3 separate regions of the Homo sapiens genome follow, and all the other regions are linked to region 2. The links are chromatin contacts, found by Hi-C or POLR2A ChIA-PET in ENCODE. All regions are on one chromosome and are shown on one strand. The core of a region is the stretch at or near the end of the contact, and the rest is flanking DNA. Distances in the headings are between cores, read along the strand shown.

Region 1 (2,700 bases), core at 143-2,642, 2.1 Mb before region 2:
TAGACTGCGGGGCGGGTTTGGAAGTGGCAGTGGTGGGGGGAGGGGGGTTGGGGTGTGGGACCTGGGACTGCATTTAGGTCTAGATGGGACTCTGTGGGGAGAGCCCAGAGTCCCTGCGGGGTTCCATACTCACCCCCATACAAGGCAAGCCAGGGAGTGAAGTGTGTGTGTGTGTGTGTGTGTGTGTTCTGGACGCAGAGCTGAATAGAACCTAAAGTTGGGGTCAAGGGCCAGTCTGTGGCCAAGATCAAGGGCCTAGCTTGAGGTTGGGGTGACAAGAACCTGGCCAAGCTTCTGATGATTTGTCCAGGGAATGACCTTGGCTGACTGTGCCAGAAGGGCTGTAGCCCCAGGTTTCTGATCCCCAGAGCCCCAAAGGCGTTCTCTGGGATGCTGGTGGCCATCTCCTTCTCAACCCTTCTCCCAGCGCCCTCGCTCGGGACCACTGAGGCGGTATCACTCCATTCTCCTGCAAGGACCCTTGAGCGTGCTGTGGGAGTGAGGCTGGCTTAGCCTCTGAGGACCACTGCAGCCTGTCCTGACCTCAGGCCCCAGGTTAGGGGGCAGCTGAGGAGGGGTCTCTGGGTCTTTCCGGGTGTGTGGCCGTTTTATTTCCGTGCCCTTGTTTTAAAACTGCACCTCTGTCCTCAGGAGCGTGGCCTTGGGCAGATGGAGAGCTGCGTGGCCGGTGCCGGAATGACTGTCAACGCCCCAGTGCGCCCGGATCACACCAGGCCTGAAGGCAGCGCCAGGCCCAGTCCAGGCAGCTTGCAGTTCCCGGGCCGCAGGGACGGGCGCCGGAGCCCCGCAGACGTTCGCCCAAGGGCGCTCCCGTATCCTCGTCTTTCACGGCCCGCCTGAGCGTCCAGGGCGGCTGCGGATGCGCGCACTTCCCCCGCCCGGATCCCGGAGGCTGCACCGTGCGGACGCGACTGCCGCGGGCAGGGCGCGCGCCGGGGGCGGGGTAGGGGGGCCCGGGGGCTCTCCCGGGCTTAGCGAGTCCGGCCGAGGCCGGGGCCCGGGGAGGGCGGAGGGCGGCGCTCCAGGTCCTTTCCCGACCCGGCCGCCGAGCTCCGTCCTCTGCGCCGCGGCGTCCGGCTCCCGCCGGGTGTCCCGCGCAGGGTCGACCGCCGGCAGCTCCGGAAGGAGGACGCGCGAGGGGCGAGGAGCTGCCGCCTCCCCTCCCCAGCGCTCGGGGTTCCCCACGCCCCGCCGGCCCCCACTGGGGACCCTCCCGGCCCCCGGACCCCAGCCCCGACCCCGGGAGCCCACCTGGCTGCCAGTGCGCGCGCGCGCGCGGCCGGCGCGCTGTCCCTTTAACGGCCCGCGGGCACCTCCCCCGCCGCCGCCCCGCCCCCGCCGCGGTGCGGCCGCCGGTGCTGGGCGAGGTCGGAGAAAGTCCATGGGAGCCGGAGCGCCGGGACGCCAAGCACTTCCTGCCGCGGGCGGCGCGCCGCAGCTGCCCAGGCCGGACCGGGCCGGGCGCCCGCAGGTACCGCCAACTTGGCGCGCGCGGCCGCCCCCGGGTTACGCCGCCGGGCGGGGTCGTCCCACGGGCCGGGCCCGCACTTCCCGCAAACTCCGCGGCCGCCCAACTTGGCGCGAGCCCCCTGCCGCAGTGCCGGCCGCGCGGGGCGGGTGCGGCCGAGTTCCGCGCCGGCCCGGGCGTGCGCGCGGGAACCGGCCTCGGGAGCCCGCGGAGGGGGGCCGGGCGGGGCCGGGGGGTCCCGGCGGAGGCGCCCGCGACCCCGGGCCGGGACGCCGCGCCGCGCGTTCGGGGAGACCCCGGCTCCGGGCGTCCCGGGGCGCTCCCCGCCGCCTGCTGGGTTTCCCTGGATTTCTGGGGACCCGCGCGGCCTCCCCAGGGACCCGACTGGCCGATCCAGCCCTCCGGGTGGGGAAGCCGGGGCAGGACTGGCCCGGGGCCAGGGCGGAGGTACCCACCCCTCCCGGCGCATCTGCGCAGCTGCCTGGCCCAGCCGGGCCCGCGCCTCGCCCTCCCGGTCCAGGTGGGCCCGTTCGTGGGTCGTCACCGCCTCCCGCGCCTCCCCCACTCGGGCCCCAGCCTGGGGAGAAACTGGGGTCCGGCCGCAGGGGGAGGGGGCTCTGCCTCTTGCCAGCTTCTGTGCCTCTGCGGAGCTGAGGTCGGGGGGCCCCAGCTCCTTCTCTAAGAAACTCAGCGGAGCCCGGGGCCCGCCGCGCACCCCGCACGGCCAGGGCGGACCGAGGCCTTCCGACGGAGTTTCCTGCTTCTCTTGCTGGGATCGTGTGGGGTCGGAGGTCAGAGGTCACCTCCCAGCCCCTCTGCCAGGCTCTGGGGGAAGTTTGGTCTTGGACTCTCGTCGTGGAGCCGCTTAAACCTGTGGGTCTGAAGGCCGCGAGGCCGGGTCCCTGGAGTTGGCCTCCCAGGCCGTTCCACTCCCTCCCCCAACCCCCGCGCGGGGCCTCCGGATTGGAGGTGTTTCACCCACGTGCTGGTGGGCCCGTCTCCCTGGGCCGCTGGGTGCCCTGAGCTGTGTTCTCTGCTGCGCGTTCCTTCCTGTGTGTGGCGGGGGTGCTGACCCGGGGGTGCCCAAGGCAGCCCGGACTCCCATCCCGTGGAGCTGCCTCCGGGAGCGCGTGCACCTTGGTGTTCCCGCCCGCCAGCGCGGCCGCACTCTCCTGCCAGAGTCCGTGTCCCTCCAGGTCGCCCCTTCTTCT
Region 2 (2,700 bases), core at 63-2,562:
GCCTTCAGACAAGGCCTTCTCTGCCAGGGGGACACGGCCACTCATCCCCTCCCCCGTCCCGCTGGACTCCTGGGAACCCTGCTGTTCTGAGACGGCCCACGCGCACTAAATTAACGGACAGCTTTCCCAGCTTTGGGGCTTAAGGATCCCTCGTTTAACTGAATGGTAGAAATTAGGAATTCCGCCCATTTGCAGGCAACGTCCTCAGGAGGGTTGTGTGGTGAGGAAATGAGGCGGCCTCACCATTCTGAAGACACCTGAGACCCATTCAGGGGACCGCACACAGGTCAGAGCGGCGCCCGGCCACAGCTCTTCCGGGTGCAGCTGTGTGGAATTGACAGGGACGAGGCGTCACACCCTGGGGGGTGATTCTGCCACCATGGCCTGGACCACTGAGCTTGAAGAGATGGATCCAGTGCCCTGAGGAAGGGACATGGTGGCCCCAGACGCAAGCTGGAAGGAGCTCCGGTGGCACGCCCCGCACGCATCTGTCCGGGCCAGCTTTCAGGGCAACGGCTGTTCTGACCCACCCTGGGGATCCAGCCCCAGCGTTTGTTCAGGTCTCGTCTCTCCCCAAAGGTGCTGCTGCAAAGGAACGAACGTGCTGTCAGGAGAGGGGAAGTCAAGCGCCCCGGCAGCGGCGGCAGTCTGCAGCGCAGCATCAAGTCTCTGGGGGTCAGCGGCCTAGATCGAGCTACTTACGTCCCGTGGGGCAGCCTGGGAGCTGGGTGGAGAGTGAGACGGGCGCCCAGTGCCAGCTTTTTCAGTCACTGGGAGGTGCTGGGGAGGCTGCTTGTTGGGGCTTCAGGGTCTCCATCTGTGAAACAGGAGCCAGCGGCGCTTGAAAGGGCGCGGGTTCCCGGAGACGCCGCCAGGCGTCAGCCCCGGGACCGGAAGGGGCCCCCAGGGCCGCCTTGCTGCTCCGAGCATCCAGCTCCCGTGAGGCCCCTGGACCCAAACAAAAACGATGTCAGGAGAAAACAAACAGGGAAGCATCGCAACCCACTCCCGAACGCCTTCCCAGCTGCGCAGCGTCAGGGACCTCCCCTCCTGGGATGCCTGCGCTAGGTCAGCCTCAGCTTCCCGGGCCCCCATCGCGCGTCCCCGCCACCTGCGCGCACCCTGGGGTCCCCGTCGCGTGGCCCGCGGCCCCCATCCCCGCGCCCCAGACCCCGCGCGCTCTGGGTCGCCCCATCCTCCAGCCCCCTATCGTCTGCCCGCATCCCCGGGTCCCCCACGTCGCCCGCCCCAGTCACCGCTCGTCGCGGGCCTCGGAGATGCGGGCAGCGGCGCGACGCACTGCGGGGCTCCCAGGGCGGGGCCGGCGGCCGCTGGGCCGTGTCTCCATGGCAGCGCCGCAGGCCTGGCGAGCCGAGCGCAGAGGCTGGGCAGGCGTGTGCGACGAGCCCAAGCCATCGATCGCTCCGCGAGGAGGGGCTGGGCCCGCCCCGAATAGGAACTGGAAGAGGAGGAGGAGGGGCTGGAGGAGGAGGGGCTGGAGGAGGAGGGGCTGGAGGAGGAGGAGGGAGGAGGAGGAGGAGCTGGGAGAGGAGGGGCTGGGAGAGGAGAAAGGGCTGGATGAGGAGGAGGGGCTGGAGGAGGAGGAGGGGCTGGGAGAGGAGGAGCTGAACGAGAAGGAGGAGCAGAAGGAGGAGTGGAGGAGAAGGAGGAGCAGGAGGAGGAGCTGGGGGAGGAGGAGGAGCTGAGAGAGGAGGAGGAGATGGAGGAGGAGGGGCTGGATGGTGAGGGGCTGGGAAAGGAGGAGGGGCTGGGAGCGGAGGTGGGAGGAGGGGCTGGCAGAGGAGAAGGGGCTGAGGAGGTACTGGAAAAGAAAGAGGAGCAGGAGCTGGAGGAAGACGTGGAGGAGGAGCTGGAGGAGGATGAAGAGAAGGAGTGGGACGCCCACAACCCTGTTAGTAAGACACTGCCGGACTGTATGGTCTTATCATCTTGGTTTTCGTATTTCTGCTTGTGTGGTTACTTTTGCCACTGCTGTTACTGCTTTTATTAGTATTCTTACTCTCAGTAATTGATACAATTATTTTTAATTAATTAAATGTCCGGGCTTACTATCTCAAAAATAGGTCTTGAATTTCTCCATCTCATCCAACCAAGCCAGGCCTCTATACTGCTCATTTGGACTCCTCAACAGCCCCATGAAAGCAAGGTCTATTTCCTTTTCTCACTCCACCTCCAATCATACTCCAATAGCACTCTTTTAGTATCTACCCTTTTCCCCTAATTTTATGGTTTTCTCCAATGCCAATTAAGAAAACTAGCATAATGGAACCTGGTGTGGTGGCTCACCTCTGAGTCCCACCTACTTGGGAGGCTGAGGCAGGAGGATCCCTTGAGCCAGGAGTTCGAGGCTGCAGTGAGCCATAATCATGCCACTGCACTTCAGCTGGGACGAAACAGCAAAACCCCATCTCTAAAAAAAAAGAAAATAAGCATAACAGACATCCAAGGAAGATGCTTAGTGTGAGCACTAAGCCCACAGCTGTGGAACGCACATTCTTTTTTTTTTTTTTTTTGAAAGGGAATCTCACTCTGTCACCCAGGGTGGAGTGTGGTGGCACGATCTCAGCTCACTGCAACCTCCGCCCCCCAGGTTCAAGCGATTCTCCTGCCTCAGCCTCCTGAGTAGCTGGGACTACAGGCGCCGGCAACCACGCCCAGCTAATTTTTGTATTTTTAGTA
Region 3 (2,700 bases), core at 32-2,531, 2.5 Mb before region 2:
GAATCTGACTCCTGAAAGGCAAATGTTAGCTGAGCAGATTGGCCCTGGTGCCACGTCAGCCGGACTGAAGCTCTCCCTGCACCGCCTGCGGCCCTGCTGGCGTGGCACGGATATCACCCCCTCCCTCACCAGCCGCCGGCCCAGCTGGGGACAAGGGTGGCTCCCACCCAGGGAGGACCTCAGCCGCTGCTGGGAGCTCAGCCTCCCGCGATGCCATCGGGCGGGCACCCCCACCACGGCGCCTGCCCTCTGGAAGGAGCAGCAGAGGAAGGCCGCGGCTCTTCCCTGCCCTTGCCAGGCAGGTGTGCAGGTGAGTGGGCCCGGCATGGCTGGCCGCTTCCTCAACCGCTCAGCCTCCCTCGGCTCCTCCGAAAAATGAGGGCACAGAGGATAGTGCCCACCTGTTCCCTGCGATCTTCCGCGGGAGGGCGTGGATGCTGCCTGGCCTGGCCGTGGCAGGCACAGGAGCGCCTACCCGCCTCACCCCTCCGCTGGGTCGCTCTGGCCGCCCGAGCGCCCGGGCCCACTCGCCACCGACGTGCACTCAGCCAAGGCTGGGACCCCAGCGCCCCTGTGGGGCTGGCGGCCGGGGGAACGAACCGAGTAGGCCGCACCTCCCCGGGAGGACAGCAGGGCTGGGGCCAGGGTGGGCCTGGGAGGGCCCGGCGCAGCAAAGGCGCAGGGCGGAGCTTGGGGACGAGGAGCCCGCGCGTCCCCCTTGCGAGTCGGCGGACACCCGGCTCCGCGCGGTGGCCGGGCCGCCCCTCCCTGCCCGGGCCTCTGTGCAGAGCGAAGGGACAGTAGAGGATGCGTCGGGGAAACCCCAGGACGCTGGCCAGGGACTGGCGGCAGCCATCGACCAACTTCCGGCGCCGCTCGGTGCCCGCGGCCACGCCGTAACCAGGCAACCAGCGCGCAGGCGCAGTCGGCCCTCCGCGTCCCGCAGCTCCGGCCGCTCCCGGCGCATGCGCGGCCGCCGCCGCCTGCCCTCCAGCCTCCCAGCCCAACGGAAGAATGCGAGGAGCGCGCCCGCGTCAGGGCCCCGCGCTTCTCAGCTGGGCGGAGTAGCCGTTCTCGGTGCGTGAGCCTGCTGGCATCGGTCCTGCAGACTGATTTCCCGCTTGTGGCCTTGATTGAAGAATCCCATCTCTTCTCACATCTTAAAACGAAAAAAGACTGGGAGAAAGAGCCAGCGTAAACAGGGCGACGTACTGGGACGGCCCCGGCGCGCCTGGCCGGGCAGGTGGCGAGGGGCGGGGCCAAGCGGTGAGGCGGCAGACGGACGCCGGAGGGGGGCGGGGCCACGGGCGGGGAAGGACGGCCGAGGGGCGGGGCCAAAGGGGCGGGAACGACAGGATGAGGCGGAGAAAGACGGACGACGGGCGGGGCTAAGGGGGCGGGACGAAAGAATGAGGCGAGGAACGACGGAAGAGGGGCGGGGCCAAGGGGAGCGGGAACTACAGGATAAGGCGTGGAAGACGGGCGGGGGGCGGGACGAAAGAATGAGGCGGGGAAGAACGGACGCCGGCGAGGGGCGGGGGCAGAGGGGGCGGGACAGAGGGATGAGGCGGGGAGGACGGACGCCGGCGAGGGGCGGGGCCGAGGGATGGGCTGTGAAGGGCTGAAAGAGAACGCGTCTGGGCCGACGAGCCGAGGGGCGGGGCCAGGGGCGGGGCGCGCGCTGATGTCGTAAGCCGGACACGTCGGCGGCGCGGCGGCCGCGGAGACCCGAGCCGGATGTGCCAAGATGGCTGCGGCGGCTGAGGTGTCTGTGCTCGTCGCCAGCGTCGGGTGGGCTTTCGCCCGCGGCTCCTGAGGGATCGGTCTCAGCCGCGCGGGTGAGGGGGCGAGCGCGGGTGAGGGGGCGAGCGCGGGAGGAGGAAGGCGGAGGCCGGCCGGCGGAGCCAGGCCGTGGAGGTCGGGGCGCGGAGGAGAGGAGGCGGCTGGGCCCAGCCCCGAGCGGGCGGTGCATCTCGGGTCCCGCCGGGGCCGGTCGAGGGGACAGACGTCCGGGCCCCCGGGCCAGAGCGGAAGGCCGGACGCGGCGCGGGCCGCCGTGGGACTCGAGGGACTGACGTGGACCCGGCTGGGCTGCGGTGACGCCGGTTCCCGGGGCGGGAGGCTGGACCCCCAGGCACCCCTCGTAAGACTCTTAACTTTTCAAATGAGCGTGTCTTGTCCTCACCGGCTAGAAGGCTTCCTTAGCGATGCTGGTGAAGAGACACATTTACATTTGAACCAAAGAGCAGAGTTGTTTGTTTGTAATTTCTTGATTGGGCGATCAGGATGTTGCAACAGAGGCCGAGGGTTAGAGGAGTGTGTGTGATCCGGCTCGCCCCTTTGTGATGGAAGTGTTACAGTAGAGCCTTCAGAAACATCAGAGCCATTTAAAGTCAGTTTTTGCCGCTTAAGAACACTTTTAAATGGCTTGTAAGTTGGGTGTGGATTGTATATTAAGATTTTGTTTTACATGTGTGATGCCGATGTTAACCAAAGAGGTATTTCCCATCCCCCATGTGGCAATACGAAGCAAACGGAACCGCAGACGGTTCTTCCTAGAAGTGATACTTTTGCAAGTTTCAGCACAATGCAGCCTCCCTGCGTTTTTTCCTCATCCCCTTTCTTAAGTTTCAGGTGCTGGTATCTTGTAGACAAGAGGCAAAATAGCGTGTCTTTCTTGTTCCTTGTTCCTCGTTTACT

What was found. Hi-C counts contacts between places; a loop is a spot of excess contacts on that map. ChIA-PET counts read pairs that join two places held with the same protein, here RNA polymerase II (POLR2A). Pooled maps may share reads with other maps.
Region 1: a loop to region 2 is called in a pooled map, with 6 times the contacts of the local background. The contact joins the promoter of NACC2 here to the promoter of BRD3OS in region 2. A Hi-C loop is called at or near these places in 5 of 50 pooled maps.
Region 3: a loop to region 2 is called in a map with no recorded cell type, with 34 times the contacts of the local background. The contact joins the promoter of C9orf163 here to the promoter of BRD3OS in region 2. A Hi-C loop is called at or near these places in 7 of 37 single-sample maps with no recorded cell type and 11 of 50 pooled maps. POLR2A ChIA-PET finds 5 or more read pairs at or near these places in 1 of 52 experiments (A673).

What each region holds. Positions count from the first base shown.
Region 1 is chr9:136,093,981-136,096,680 of GRCh38, reverse strand. NACC2 (NACC family member 2) reads left to right here and starts at 1,392. Exons shown (of 6, transcript NM_144653.5): 1 at 1,392-1,492. RefSeq lists silencers at 930-1,029, 1,350-1,479 and an enhancer at 2,685-2,700.
Region 2 is chr9:134,024,093-134,026,792 of GRCh38, reverse strand. BRD3OS (BRD3 opposite strand) reads right to left here and starts at 1,312. Exons shown (of 3, transcript NM_001355256.2): 1 at 1,257-1,312; 2 at 703-948; 3 at 1-585. The coding sequence starts at 45. RefSeq lists silencers at 1,019-1,438, 1,749-1,878.
Region 3 is chr9:136,482,076-136,484,775 of GRCh38, reverse strand. C9orf163 (chromosome 9 putative open reading frame 163) reads right to left here and starts at 1,281. Exons shown (of 1, transcript NR_172629.1): 1 at 1-1,281. It overlaps SEC16A (SEC16 homolog A, endoplasmic reticulum export factor), which reads left to right and starts at 1,736. Exons shown (of 32, transcript NM_014866.2): 1 at 1,736-1,838. RefSeq lists silencers at 624-1,053, 1,204-1,383, 1,454-1,563, 1,794-2,113 and enhancers at 353-1,097, 1,843-2,588.